Regions from separate parts of the Homo sapiens genome. Here region 2 is linked to region 1. Evidence: chromatin loops called from intact Hi-C (ENCODE). Cell type or tissue: GM12878. All regions are shown on one strand.

Region 1 (8,000 bases):
ATACCACTTTCATTCCTAATGACAGTGAATTTTTTCATTCCTTTTTCCCTCCCTTTTATCCTTTTGTCATTTATGTTTACTCACTTGAAATCCTCATTTGATACACAGACTGGTCATATTTTTCTCCATTTAAAATTCTGGGTATGTCTCTTTTTCTTATTGATTTGTATACATTGTTATTCTTACTTCATAGTCTGTTTATAAGTCTGCTTATGCACACTTTCTATCTTCATCTACATTTCTGGAAAAAGACAACACAGTAGCATTCTGCACATATTATACACACATAGACATGGGTGATCCCAAGTGCGTATTTCAAGCTCGAAGACAATTAAGAAATTAGAAACTCTAAACTGCATATTTCAGTAATTGCGTTCCCGAAATAAAGGAGCTGTAGAAAAACATTATTTCTCCTTTTTGTACTATGTCATCAATTCCCAGTCAAACCTTTCTGGTTATCCTTTTATAAATTCTAAGATGTTAAAAAATAGCTCATTGCACAAAAAACTCAAATTTGTTAAACTGCTATTTCAAAAGATTTTATACTCACATGACGTTTTTCATTTAAGCATTACACAGCGCTTTACAAATGTTAATTAGGATATTCCAACTGGAAATTGAAACAAACCTCAAGAGAGTGAAATTAGGCATGGAGAGACATAATCATTCCTCCAAGATTATTCCAGAGCATCCTTGGCATTTCCATGGCTCACACCCAAGTACCTGGTTTCCCAGGACTGCATCTTAACCATTAGAGCACATAATAAGCAGGTCTTCGTAAGCACGGGCTTATAGAGTAACTAACCAACATTTTAAAATTTGTCTAAAACATAAGTGAAAATGTGAAATAAATAGAAATTCTCTCTTTGACACACGTTACACTCAATTCATAAGTGATACACTAAATGGAACCTTATGTGCCTTGTCTATAAAATATTTTAATGAATATAATAAATATTCAAAAAAATTAAAATTTTTAGAATCCTTTTTTAGGCCTTTCAAGAACAAATAGAAAAACACGACTTTTGGAAAAACATCACTTTTTTGAGAGGAAAATTTCATTCTTTGTGGGATGAGCAGATGTTCATCATTCAACCATTCATTTCATTTTTTTTAAAATCTAATTTAAGAAGTTTCTGCAACCAAGTGACAGTCCCTGTGCTTAAGACTTGGGATTAAATAATGAAAAAGACACTAAATGCCTTATTACAACAGATAACACCACAAAAATAACAGATCAATGAAACTACCATTGCAGAGCTATTGAAATGTACAAAATTTTACTAGAACACGGAAAAGCACTTTTTTTTCCTATTGCTGGAATAAGAGATGTAACCACAGAATACCTGACACCAAAATTAGTTCTGAAGGAAGTAAAGGTGTTTAACAGAATAAGTAGGAAAGATTCGTGACAGGGGAATCACGTATGCAAAAGCAGAGGAATGCGGGCATGCATTACATGTTTTGGTAATGGCAAGTTCCTCAGTTTGGCTAAAGTTAGGCAAAGCAGTCTACAGCCAAGTTGAAAGAGACTTACTTGCCAGGTAAAGCGATTTTGACTAAAGCAACAGAACCTATTTATTCAGGGGCATACATACAGAATCAAGATTTTTAAGCAGGGGAAGAGAAAGAGTATAGCTCATTCAGAATGATCACTTTGGAGGTAATACAGAGATTGTGTTAAAGACAAGAGAATGGGGGGCAGGAAGTTCAAGCTAAGAGGTTATTACATTGGTTCAGCTAAGAGGAGTGTTTCAGAAACACACAATAACAGCGTTAGGCAAAAGAAAAATACTCTTAAATCCAGGCAGATGACCAGTTAAGCATTACCCAAAATATGTCCACCAGGATTCCAAGCATACTTTATAGCTATTTCCAGCCAAATGTATAAGTACTGGCAATTCTGAAAATACTTTTCCAAAACACACTACTTATAAAGCTACTGCTGAGTCTGACAATCAATCCTCTTTAAGGATCTAACAGGAAGACAGAATAAACAAAACATATGTCTCCCCAATTTAACACTTGCCAACAATGTAAATGAGCACATGTGCCTTTTCAATGTTCAACAAATTCCTGAAGCCACAGAATGTATAACTGCCACAAAGGAAACCATCAGGCTACAAAGAATGATTTCAGTGGCAGACCTTTTTTCTTTGGCAAGTAGCATAGTGAAATGCAAACATTAGAACCCCATAGTCCACAGACTGACTCTGACCAGCACCCGAGTTCTATTTGATGTAGATAATATTGGCCCAAAGAGCACTGTTTAACAGATTTTCCAACAATGTCCAGATGTCCTGGACATTATTCCCATATGGCCATACTCTACAACAACTCTAGAACTGCTATCCCCTATAGAGAGGTCATAAGCTTTCCAGGTTACCACCACCCACATCATCTTTTGTTATCTTGTTAAAACTAAAAGCAGGTCTCTGTTGGCATTTCTTATTGATGTAAGGGGAAAAAAGCATACATTCTTAGCTAAAACAAAGTATTGCATCCTTCTGGCTGTTCAAACAGAACAACAAACAGATTTAGCGGGCAGAGAGCACATTAAACACTGGAAATATTCCTCACTTCCTACAACGTCCTATGCTCACTAGCATTGTTTCCTTTTCTTTTTCTTTTTTTTTTTTTTTTTTTGAGACAGAGTCTCGCACTGTCGCCCAGGCTGGAGTGCAGTGGCACGATCTCGGCTCACTGCAAGCTGTGCCTCCCGGGTTCACGCCATTCTCCTGCCTCAGTCTCCCGAGTAGCTGGAACTACAGGCGCCCGCCACCACGCCCGGCTAATTTTTCGTGTTTTTTAGTAGAGACGGGTTTTCACCGTGTTAGCCAGGATGGTCTCGACCTCCTGACCTCATGATCCGCCCACCTCGGCCTCCCAAAGTGCTGGGATTACAGGCGTGAGCCACCACACCGGGCCCTCATTGTTTCCTTTTCTTAAAATAAAGTTTCTGTATTCATAGACTCCCTAGTCACTCCATTCATCTACAATTACCTGTGTAAGTCAATAGGTATTTGAGTTGAGACTCCTGTAGGAGCTAAGATCATAAACTTAACCAGGGGTCCCCCAATTCTGCTCACTCACACGACCTTAGGAAATCACTTCTTATGTCTGATCCTTTATTTCTATAGCTATGAAATGAGGCTAACAATACACAATTCACAGAGTGGGTGTTCATTATGATTTGATGGAGCTAACACAATGAATGTAGCATTTTCTAAGTGAAATTAAAAGTTCTAACACCATAAGAATTCAATAGTCATGTAAATTTGGGGGATACCAGAATGCAGAAAATAAAACAGGTTCCTTTGGTTTATTAAAGTCTTTGGAAAGTGCATCCTACAGCAAGAAGAGTCGAAGATAATTTGTCAAATGTATTCAAAGATATAATCTAGTTGTTTTTTTTTGTTTGTTTTTTGTTTTTTGCCCAGGAAGCTTCTAGAGAACTAAGGTTCTGAGAAACATACTTTGGGATACTAGTGATTGGTTAGTATCCCTTTTTGGTACATAGTAGATACTTAACAGTTATCAACTCATTCTTAGAACTGGATCTAGAATTTCTGTAAGGTTTAGATCAAATTCAGCTTTTTCAAGTTTATCTGTGAAAACAAGATGCAAAATAATAACAATAGGAACACTGAGGACTAGACCACGTGATGTGGGGTTGCTGGCTAAAAGAGGGGTAAGAAGCTCTGGCTATAATGATCCTTTCTGTTTCGGGAGATGATCAAATCCATAACATTCTGAGCCATTGAAATAATGGGTGTTCGTGTGATCTTTGGTATTTATAGGCATCAAGGTATTTGCTACATATTCTGAAGTTATCCAGTATAATGAAGGAAATTTGCTACAACTCTAGAATTAAGAAAGAGATTGAATGGGAACATTCTGTAAAGGTGGGTCAACCTCTAAGAGACAGCAGGGGGAGGCAGTGTGCCGTGGAATGAGATACGGGGTCCATCTCTGCCACTGTCTAGTTCTAAGACGCTGGGAGAAAACCAACTAACATCTGTGAGCCCAAATTTCATCATGGTCAAATGCTGAGTTAGAAGAGAAAGTTTCTAGTGATCTTCCAGTTCAAACATCATGTGGTTTTTCTGGGGTGAGAGATGCATGCTAGTGAGGTTATGAACAAATCAAATTTTAGTGAATCAAATCTTATATACCTATAAATTGATATTACATTTTCCAAAAATGCCATTTCTCACCATTAATTGATCTTCCTGTGGCACTGGATCTTAGCATTTTAGTCTTAAGTTTTGCCCTTATTTAGCAAAACATACAAGGACTGCCTGCTATTTTTTAAAATGTCTGCACTGCTTCTTTGTGTAAAGTGAAGAATTTCTACATTTACATGTTGACAGTTCAGATTTTCTAAAATCAAGGTAAACCTAGGGTGCCAAGGACACAGCAGACATTAAGTCTGTGCTAAATGGAAGCTTTAAATTATAGAAACTTCAGCATGTTTCTAAATCTAAGATCAGAAATTTTCAAGAAGATGTAGATCTTCTTGACATACAATGTTTCTCACCAGTCCCTTTATCAAATTTGTTTTTTTCCCTGAAGGAAAATTCTTCCACTGCTGCATTATACTCATAAGTCCCATCCCGGCAAGACTCAATTGCCAATGATACTTATAAGATTATATTTACTTCTTTGAGCTAAAATGTAAAGGTCATTTTCTGTATTAAAGCTCAGCCTTTAGGCTAAATATCTTTCTTCTCTTTTCCTGGGAAAGAGTGAGAGAGACAAAGATTGACAGGGACAGGGACAGTTGGGGGTGGGGAGAAAGAGAGCGAGCAGAGTTTGGGAACTAGAAACTTTTACTAATGGATCTGAAATTGGTTCCCTGGATCCTAACCAAATTTAATTTGTCTAATCCATAGTTTAACTAGAGTTTCCACTCAAACCAAAAGTAAATCTTACCTAGAAAATAATGTACCTGGCCGGGCACAGTGGCTCTTGCCTGTAATCCCAGCACTTTGGGAGGCCAAGGCGGATGGATTACGAAGTCAGAAGATTGAGACCATCCTGCCAACATGGTGAAATCCCGTCTCTACTAAAAACACAAAAGTTAGCCGGGCGTGGTGGCGGGTGCCTGTAGTCCTAGCTACTCGGGAGGCTGAGGCAGGAGACTCGCTTGAACCTGGGAGACGGAGGTTGCAGTAAGCCGGGATCACGCCACTGCACTCCAGCATGGGCGACAGAGCAAGACTCAGTCTCAAAAAGATAATAATAATAAAAATAAAAGAATGTACCTTTCTCAGACAGGATAACAACCACTTTTTTACTTATCTTTCATCTTTATTCTAAGAGATTCAGTAAGATTCTTTACTGGGAAAAACACTGTCATTTTGCTCTGGCTCTTTTTATCTGCATCAAAGTGTTTCAAAAACCTCTGAGCATTTTGGAATTCCTAGACAATGGCATTTAACTCAAATATACAATTTTTTTTTTCAAATATATCATTTGCCTAAATTTCTCTAAGACTGAAAAGTAAACTACATGATGTTGTTAACTCTTGGAAATCCTGACCCCAACATCTATACTTAGGTGATTTTCATGAAAACCACACAGATTTTCTTCTAAACTCTGAATACAATCCTTTTCCAATTTAGTCTCTTGCTGAGGAGTTGCTTTTTTTTTTAGCAGTGCCAGAATACATGAAAAACAGAGGGTAGAAACAACCAACCAGGTGCATTCATGAATTTTTAAACCAGGTCTGCTGAAAAACATGCAAAACAAAACCTCTCCAAGCACGCTTGGGGTAAAACATCAATCTGAATATTATTCAGTATCATCTCCATGTCTATACCAGCCCCAGCAGATGGCCAATTTGCTTTTACCACCTTCAGTCCATGCAGCCAGATGCTCCCAGATGATGGCTTTTTCAGACTGCATCTCTGATTGTGCAGTCCAGGTACCCAGGGAGCAGGGCAACCCCAGAGTGGCACACAGATGTAAAAAGTAAAAATAACCACATAATCCTCTAAAATGTTTTTAAAACTAACCGTAGGCAGAGATGGGCTAAGATATAAAGCAATCTGACACAGAAAGTTTACCGGAACTTTCCTTGAAATATGAGGTACCATTTCTTATGGGTACTGATATGGTTTGGCTGTGTCCCCACCCAAATCTCATCTTGAATTCCCATGTACTGTGGGAGGTACCTGGTGGAAGGTAATTGAATCCTGGGGGGCAGATCTTCTCCATGCTGTTCTTGTGATAGCGAATAAGTCTCACGAGATCTGATGGCTTTATAAGGCAGAGTTTCCCTTCATAAGCTCTGTTCTCTTGTCTGCATCCATGGGAGAAATGCCTTTCACCTTCTGCCATGATTGTGAGTCCTCCCCAGCCCCGTGCAACTTTAAGTCCATTAAACCTCTTTCTTTTGTAAATTGCCCAGTCTTGTCTTTTTTTTATACTTTAAGTTCTATGGTACATGTGCACAACGTGCAGGTTTGTTACATATGTATACATGTGTCATGTTGGTGTGCTGCACCTATTAACTTGTCATTTACATTAGGTATACCTCCTAATGCTATCCTTCCTCCCTCCCCCCACCCACGACAGGCCCTGGTGTGTGATGTTCCCCTTCCTGTGTCCAAGTGTTCTCATTGTTCAATTCCCACCTATGAATGAGAACATGCAGTGTTTGGTTTTTTGTCCTTGCGATAGTTTGCTGAGAATGATGGTTTCCAGCTTCACCCATGTCCCTACAAAGGATGTGATCTCACTCTTTTTTGTGGCTGCATAGTATTCCATGGTGTATATGTGCCACATTTTCTTAATCCAGTCTATCATTGTTGGACATTTGGGTTGGTTCCAAGTCTTTGCTATTGTGAATAGTGCCGCAATAAACATACGTATGCATGTGTCTTTACAGCAGCATGATTTATAATGCTTTGGGTATATACCCAGTAATGGGATGGCTGGGTCAAATGCCATCTCCATCAAGCTACCAATGACTTTTTTCACTGAATTGGAAAAAACTACTTTGAAGTTCATATGGAACCATAAAAGAGCCCGCATTGCCAAGACAATCCTAAGCCAAAAGAACAAAGCTGGAGGCATCACACTACCTGACTTCAAACTATACTACAAAGCTACAGTAACCAAAACAGCATGGTACTGGTACCAAAACAGAGATATAGATCAACGGAACAGAACAGAGCCCTCAGAAATAATGCCACACATCCACAACCATCTGATCTTTGACAAACCTGACAAAAACAAGAAATGGGGAAAGGATTTCCTATTTAATAAATGGTGCTGGGAAAACTGGCTAGCCATATGTAGAAAGCTGAAACTGGATCCCTTCCTTACACCTTATACAAAAATTAATTCAAGATGGATTAGAGACTTAAATGTCAGACCTAAAACCATAAAAACCCTAGAAGAAAACCTAGGCAATACCATTCAGGACCTAGGCATGGGCAAGCACTTCATGTCTAAAACACCAAAAGCAATGGCAACAAAAGCCAAAACTGACAAATGGGATCTAATTAAACTAACGAGCTTCTGCACAGCCAAAGAAACTACCATCAGAGTGAACAGGCAACCTACAGAATGGAAGAAAATTTTTGCAATCTACTCATCTGACAGAGGGCTAATATCCAGAATCTACAAAGAACTCAAACAAACTTACAAGAAGAAAACAAACAACCCCATCAAAAAGTGGGCAAAGGATATGAACAGACAATTCTCAAAAAAAGACATTTATGCAGCCAACAGACACATGAAAAAATGCTCATCATCACTGGCCATCAGAGAAACGCAGATCAAAACCACAATGAGTAACCGTCTCACACCAGTTAGAATGGTGATCATTAAAAAGTCAGGAAACAACACGTGCTGGAGAGGAAGTGGAGAAATAGGAACACTTTTCCACTGTTGGTGGGACTGTAAACTAGTTCAACCATTGTGGAAGACAGTGTGGCGATTCCTCAAGGATCTAGAACTAGAAATACCATTTGAGTATGTCTTTATCA
Region 2 (8,000 bases), 140 kb after region 1:
CTTGAGCTAGACACAGAGTGCCGATTGGTGTCTCAATCCCTGAGCTAGACATAAAGGTTCTCCAAGGCCCCACCAGAGTAGCTGGATGCAAAGTGTCCATTGGTGCATTCACAAACCCTGAGCTAGACACAGAGTGCCAATTGGTGTATTTACAATCCCTTAGCTAGACATAAAGGTTCTGCAAGTCCTCACCAGACTCAGGAGCCCAGCTGGCTTCACCCAGTGGATCCCGCACCGGCGCTGCATGTGGAGCTGCCTGCCAGTCCCGCGCCGTGCACCCGCACTCCTCAGCCCTTGGGTGGTCGATGGGACTGGGCGCCGTGGAGCAGGCGGCGGCGCTCGTTGGGGAGGCTCGGGCCGCACAGGAGCCCACGAAGGCGGGGAGGCTCAGGCATGGTGGGCTGCAGGTCCCCAGCCCTGCCCCGCGAGGAGGCAGCTAAGGCCAGGCGAGAAATCGAGCGCAGCGCCGGTGGGCCGGCACTGCCGAGGGACCCAGTACACCCTCCGCAGCCGCTGGCCCGGGTGCTAAGCCCCTCATTGCCAGGGGCCGGCAGGCTGCTCCGAGTGCGGGGCCGCCAAGCCCGCGCCCACCCGGAACTCCAGCTGGCCCGCAAGCGCCGAGCACAGCCCCGGTTTCCGCTCACGCCTCTCCCTCCACACCTCCCTGCAAGCTGAGGGAGCCAGCTCTGGCCTTGGCCAGCCCAGAAAGGGGCTCCCACAGTGCAGCGGTGGGCTGAAGGGCTCCTTAAGTGCCGCCAAAGTGGGAGCCCAGGCAGAGGCAGCGCTGAGAGCGAGCGAGGGCTGTGAAGACTGCCAGCACACTGTCACCTCTCAATACCCCACAGAAGCAAAGCCACATGTGAGCATGCAACCTCACATCTCACATAGACTATTAGCAGAGGTGTCCTATTCTCCCGGGAAGGGAGAAAGAGGAGTAGGAAAAAGAAAGGCTAAAAGGTGTCTCAAAAGGGGAAAAGGAATTAACAGCTTCTGACCACCTACCCCCAATACCTATTTTTTATCTATTTTTTGCCTTTTAGCAAATAAACTTTCTGTATTTTTCCATTTTTTAGTGAAAATATATATACCTATATATATATATTCACTGAATTATAAAATTAAAATTATATATATAATTTTATAGGAAAAATAGAACAAATCTTTTTAAAATTGCAGTTACATGCAATTAAAGCATGCTGATGATGAGACATATTAAATCATCCATAAGAAATGCACAGGCTCTCATAGGTATGAAAGCAATGGCTCCTTCTGTGTCACTTTATCTCCATGAATATGCTTCAGTAGTTAAGAACTGCTTCATGTTCAAGGGTGGCTTAGCCTTAGAGGAGAGACTTAGAAGGGGATTATACTTTTAGATCAGAAGAGAATGAATTTTTCCCCAGAACAAATGATTTCTAAAACCCTTAGAAATTGTGCATTACTCATCCTTTTTCTATCTTCTTTCCACTATACATTTTATGTGGGATCCCTGTGGCAGTTAATAGAAAAATTCAAGTCACAAAAGGAAAGAAAGAAAGAAGGGAAAAGACCTGGGGTATCAGAATTAAAAAGAGATGTGAATTGGCCCATTAGGGAAAACTGAGATCTACAGAGATGTGGCTTATGTTTACTTTCCCTCCCTACTAACATGGCCTTTTATAAAAAGAAAAGCCCTGTCTCTTTTCTTTTTCCGTCTCTAACAATGAAACCACACTGAGAGAGATTAGAGTGCTAATCAGCTTCTGGAAAAGCAGATCAACCAAAAAACGCCTACATTGCAGGCTTTCTGGTTCATTTTCCCTCCATTGTTTTAGTAGCCTGAGTTTATGGGAAATCAAACTTCGTCAACTTAAGCTGCTGTTCCTGGCTGAATTTTGGAGTAGTCAGCAAGGTTCCTATAACAAACAAATGACCACACACAATTGTGAGGGCACAGGCATGTGCACGTGCACACACACACACACACACACACACGTATTAATCAGAGCACTTGGTTGCTGAGATCCCAGCAAGAAAGATGAAAATAAATGGAGTATGGTCATTAAAAATCCTAAACTAATATTTCGAATATGGCATAAAATGAATGCTTGCTAACAGAGAATGGATGGGAGGACCTCTTTTGCTTAAGAAAATTAATGATGGCCGGGCGCAGTGGCGCATGCCTGTAATCCCAGCAGTTTGGGAGGCCGAGGAGGGTGGATCACAAGGTCAGGAGATTGAGACCATCCTGGCTAACACGGTGATGAGACATATTAAATCATCCCTACTAAAAAAATACCAACCGTCTCTACTAAAAAAAGTACAAAAATTAGCCGGGTGTGGTGCTGAGCGCCTGCAGTCCCAGCTACTTGGGAGGCTGAGGCAGAAGAATGGCGTGAACCCGGGAAGCGGAGCTTGCAGTGAGCCGAGATCGTGCCACTGCACCCCAGCCTGGGCGACAGAGCGAGACTCTGTCTCTAAAAAAAAAAAACAAAAAAACAAAAATGAATTAAAAGGTTAAGACAGATTGGTTACAAAATCACCAGGAAAGGTCACTCCTAACAGACTCATTATGCTTATGCTTAGGGTAAACAGTCATCAGCTACCCTGCAAAATAAGTGGCAGGGCTGCTGTATATTGAATACAAATTATTTGCAGAACCCTCAGCTCTCCTTGCTTCATTTTGCTACTGGGATACACGGAAGCTGGCATTGTATGTTCATGTGTGTATTTATGTATCTGAGCATCTCATTATAAATTATTATCTTCACATTCAAGAAAATAGCCAGCTCACAGGCACAACACCAACACAGGAGGGCTTTATAACATCGCATGCTTGAATCAGGTGCATTCTGTTTCATCTTGCTTTGTTTTGGTTTTTTTCTTCAGAATTTGGAAAGATATGATGGTTCTTAGGAGTCAGAACTTTTTCTTTTTTTAATAATATGGTTAGTCAGATAAGGCTTCTAGGTGAAACTTCTTCAAAAGTCCAGGGAACCTAGTGTTCTAATGCTTCCCCACTAACTCCTTCTGAAACCACATCTGCTCAAAGCCTTCTCAATCAAGACATGGGGAATCTGCCCTTCAAAGAAAAGGTAATTTCAGCAGATCTCAGGGGAGTTTTGCAATCAGAATTTCCTAAGATACAACTGTGGTGGAACTGGCTATGAAATGTATTAATGCTGATAACTGTGGTTTTATAATCCCCACCAATTACCACAAATTATAGCCGTGTGATTCTGGAAAAACCACATGCTGTGGAGTTGAATCCTGGAAAAATATACACTGGTTGTCTAATTTCCTTCCTAATTTTAAGAAGACTCATAAAAATCCTTGCCCTACCCTTCTTCTCCTAGAAGACTCTCAGGGACCAAAAATACTTGAGAGGCATTTGTACTTAAATCCTATGTAGCGAGCTCCAGAAATACTTTTTTGGCTGTTAATTAACTAATTCAATGTTGATAAGCCTACTTAATGTACACTCCAGTAAACCAGTACATACAAAGAAACGTGGTCCTACCATCAAGGGGTTTACAGTAGCAGTAGGACAGAAAAGTGATGAAATAAAGTCAACACAATGGAGCTACAAAAACAACTGCAAGAGCAGAATCTCAGAAGTCAGAACTCACTGAGAAGAGCATGGAAGCGGGTGGGGAAAATACTTGGTAATAAGGACAGGAAACTGTTTCACCATGCTGGCCTTCAGTGTAAAGTCCTCTGAAAGCTGGCAATCTCCCCAAGTGCACAAATACAGATGTTTGCTCGTTTGTAACTCCTGAACCAGAGAGCCACTAGCTCAGAGGCATCATCGTGGGAAAGCCCCCTGCAGTTTTCAGAGATGTTGCCTTATGAATAATGGAAACTTTCAAGAATGATTTTGGTTTAAGAACAGGGATAAGTCCTTTTTTTAGGGTTGTGTATGTCAGCACTCTGCCCTGGTAAATTATCTGCAGACAGCATAGTCTATCAAAATGAACTCACTGCTGTTCATTTTTCCTGCCTGCCATGCTGTGTATTAACTATCATCCATTATTTTAAAAACATTTCTGGAATCAAAGGTAAGAGCAAAAAGAAAAACAAAAGGGTAATAGGAGATAAATGCACTGCAAATGCTGGTCATACATGCTAGTAAGACAGGAAAAATATCTCATGGGGAAAAACAAAAGCCAATTTTTCCATAACAGCAGTAATATTCACAGACTTGAATGCTTCCAGGAAGCTTAGGAAAGCACAGGGTTTGGGGACGTTGACAGTTATACCCTGGGGATGTTCTCATGGGGAAAGGTGTCAAGCAGATCATTAGTCAATTTGATCCCCCATTTACAAAGCACTGATGTTATGTGAATTTTTATCCCCTTCCATACACACTGGTAGAAGCATACTATAGTATTAATATAGTCTACAAATATATTATTATTTTTGAGAATTACATGATTTTTTTGATATATTTGAGTATATCCTGAAATTTTTAAAAAAACAAAGTAGAAAGCATTGTCTTGAGTAAAAATAACTTCACATTTGGCTGCTGATTGCTCCCCTGATACCATGCATTTGGCATCAAATCCCCCTTTCCTGAAGCAACTCACAGCACTACTGTCACCTGTGTTATTACTGGAATCTTAAGTTGTTATTTAACTTTGTCACTGGTGACAAAGAAAAGGTATACCTTGCTGCCTTAGAGTGATAGTGATCTTTCTCCCCAGTTCCCACCACATGTGTGTATGCCTGTCTCCAGCTCAACTTATGCTTGCTTCTTGGACAAAATGACACCTTAGCAAGACTCAGGAAAATGAAAATGTTAACTATCCAAGAGAAACAAAGCACCATAATTCCAAGAAATCCAGACCAAGTTTTGCTCTAAGGACACCCTTGACAAACATGCAAAATGAGCTTGTCTGCTCTGCCTTCTGTAGAATCAGAAGCACCTTCAAGGTGAGCACTCCCCTCGCAGCAATGGTAAATTTTAGCTGGTTTGTGCCAACACAGTTGCAAGCTAAATGCTTAACTGGGGATTAGACTCCAATTCAAACCACTTTCCAGGCACTGCCTCCTCACTTTATAATGTTATAGAATGATTATCAATAGCTGTGATTCTGAAACCAATCTGAGACCCGGGCCTCTGCAATTTAAAGCATATCAGTGATCTCTGTCAACATTAATTTTCCCCATCCTAATTTGTATTTCTTTCACACCACAAAGGGATCTAAGTTTATGATTTACCTGGACAGCACGATCGTGTTCAGGTCTAAATGCAAAAGAGATTACATGTAGATGATGAATTTGCATCCTTGTAAATGCAGAATATTTTAGCCATGACAAATGGCAAGATGGGAGAACATGTTCACTGAAACTAGGAAGCCCAGAAATAAGGTATCAGCAACACTAATGAGCAGCTCAGTCAAGCAAACCCCAGAAAAATAATGGGCCAAAGTTCATCGATTCTCTGTATTTTCCAGATTAAAATCACCTGGGTAGCTTTTACACTACCTGTGTCCTGGGCTCAGTCCTAGAGATTCTGATTCAATTGGTCTTGGGTGGGGCCACACATATACTATTTTAAAATGTCCCCCAGAAGATGTTAATGTTCGCAGGATTGACAGCCACTGAGTATAAAATGTATTTAGCATATTTCCAGGCTTAGGATCAATAGAATGGTAGCTAAAATATAATCAATGATTTATTAATTCATTGATTTATTAAACAACTAGTTAATGAGTACCACTATGTGGTAACTCTGGTGCTACAAGGCCAAGAAGTTGCAAACTAAACACTTACTCTCAAGGAGTCCAATAGTGAAACACAATGATATCTGAACAGACAGTTGTATCCAGGATGCCCCCCCACCCCCAGCTATGGCAGAGGAAAGCACAAAGGTCAAGTTTTACCTGCTCCAACTCCCAAGTAAGGATAGCTAACACCCACAGAGGACTCTACAACTTGTAGAGCACACGGAGCATCATTAACTTTACCAGATATCAATAGCAACTTCAACTATGAAAAACATTTTTGGCTGGGCGCAGTGGCTCATACTTGTAATCCTAGTACTTTGGGAGGCCAAGGCAGATGGATCACCTGAGGTCAGGAGTTCAAGACCAGCCTGGCCAACATGGCGAAACCCCATCTCTACTAAAAATACAAAAATTAGCTGAGCATGGTGATGCATGCCTGTAATCCCAGCTACTTGGGAGGATGAGGCAGAAGAATCACTTGAACCCAGGAGGCGGAGGTTGCAGTGAGTCGAGATCACACCACTGCACTCCAGCCTGGGCAACAGAGTGAGACTCCATCTCAAAAAACAAAAAAAAAAAAAAAAAAGAAAGAAAATTTCAAAAGTGAAAATATAATAGACATTGGCGTGGATGTGGTGAAAAGGAAACGTTTATACACTGCTTATGGGAATGTAAATTAGTACAGCCTCTTGGGAAAACAGTATGGAGATTTTTTATTTTTTATTTTATTTATTTCTTTTTTTTAGATGGAGTCGCGCACTGTCACCCAGGCTGGAGTGCAGTGGTGCGATCTCAGATCACTGCGAGCTCGGTCTCCGGGGTTCACGTCATTCTCCTGCCTCAGCCTCCTGTGTAGTTGGGACTACAGGCGCCACCACCACACCCGGCTAATTTTTTTTTGTATTTTTAGTGGAGATGGGATTTCACCGTGTTAGCCAGGACAGTCTGGATCTCCTGCCCTCGTGATCCACCCGCCTTGGCCTCCCAAAGTGCTGGGATTACAGGCATGAGCCACTGCACCCGGCCAGTATGGAGATTTTTTAAAGAACTAAAAGTAGATCTACCATTCAATCCAGGAACCCACTACTAGGTATCACAATTCACAATTGCAAAGATATGAAACCAACCTACATGCCCATCAACGATTGAGTGTATAAAGAAAATGTGGTATATGTACATCATAGAATACTACTCAGCCATAAAAAAGAACAAAATAATGTCCTTTGCAGCAACTTGGATGTTGCTGGAAGCCATTATTTTCAGTGAAGTAACTCGGGAATGGAAAACCAATTACCATATGTTCTCATTTAATAAGCAGGAGCTAAGCTATGGGTACATAAAGGCATACAGAGTGACATAATGGACACTGGAAACTCAGAAAAGGGAGGGCGGAAGGGGAAGTGAGGAATAAAAAATGACATATTGGGCACAATATACACTACTCAGGTGATGGGTACACTAAAATCTCAGACTTCATCACTATACAATTCATCCATGTAATCAAAAACCACGAGTACCCCAAAAACTACTGAAATTAAAAAAATACTTACAAATAAAAAAAAGAAAAGAAAATAATTTTTGGAATACCCACTTACAAATGAGGAAACTGAGACTCAGAAGCATTTAGGTATTTTATAGTTAGCTCTTTTCCCAGTTAGCTTTTACAATCAGAAGAGCTGAGTTTCAGTTATGTTTCTACCTCTTAGAATGTGCCTAGAGGGTCCTTAAAATATTTACTCTTCACTGTAACCTAATTGATCAAATTATTATTATCCCTAATATAGAATATAGAAATAAATGTCCAAAGAGATATGGAAACTTGGTGGAGATAATATTCTAATATTTACCATTTTAAGTCCTCTAATTTAGTAGTCACAAAATACCTGGCTTCCTACCTGCAAAATGATAGTGGGTTGACCTGTCTGGGTCTACCTGCAGTCAACCAATAATGAGTTATAATGGATACATTTTTTAAAAAAAATTCCTAGAAGAAATAGGAACAGCAATGTTTTATCATTAGCATTCCAAAATATGCAAGGATACCTGCTGTAAACAAGGCAAATATTTGGGGCAGCAATTATTAGAAATGTAGAATGTTAGAGCTAGGTTGAAAATCAGTCTGTCTAGTACAAATTCTTTTTCTTAAAAATGAGAAGACCAAGATTCTATGAAATAAAACAATTTGCCCAAGATCACACAATTAGTGGCAGTGCTAAGTTTAGAACACAGGACATGCTCACACCTACTCTCAATATGCACAGAACATACTATTTACTTCTCACAGGATTCATC

Evidence for each region. A loop is a pair of places that touch in the nucleus more often than their neighbours do. Peaks named below come from ENCODE experiments on the same cell type or tissue, not always from the same donor. Only the 100,000 strongest peaks of a DNase experiment are listed, where the experiment ranks them.
Region 2: it touches region 1 in a loop (2.9-fold over the local background); 2 of 110 quality-filtered maps call a loop at or near these places.

Annotation. Positions count from the first base shown.
Region 1 is chr10:106,791,875-106,799,874 of GRCh38, forward strand. All of the region lies in intron 3 of SORCS1 (sortilin related VPS10 domain containing receptor 1), which reads right to left. Among named protein-coding and RNA genes, the nearest start is that of SORCS1, 370 kb to the right of the region's middle. In GM12878, a CTCF peak has its summit at 3,930 (motif pointing right); a DNase peak (open chromatin) is centred at 3,957.
Region 2 is chr10:106,927,825-106,935,824 of GRCh38, forward strand. All of the region lies in intron 2 of SORCS1 (sortilin related VPS10 domain containing receptor 1), which reads right to left. Among named protein-coding and RNA genes, the nearest start is that of SORCS1, 230 kb to the right of the region's middle. In GM12878, no CTCF peak of the experiment used is centred here; DNase peaks (open chromatin) are centred at 3,049 and 3,767; H3K4me3 peaks cover 668 bases; H3K27ac peaks cover 3,929 bases.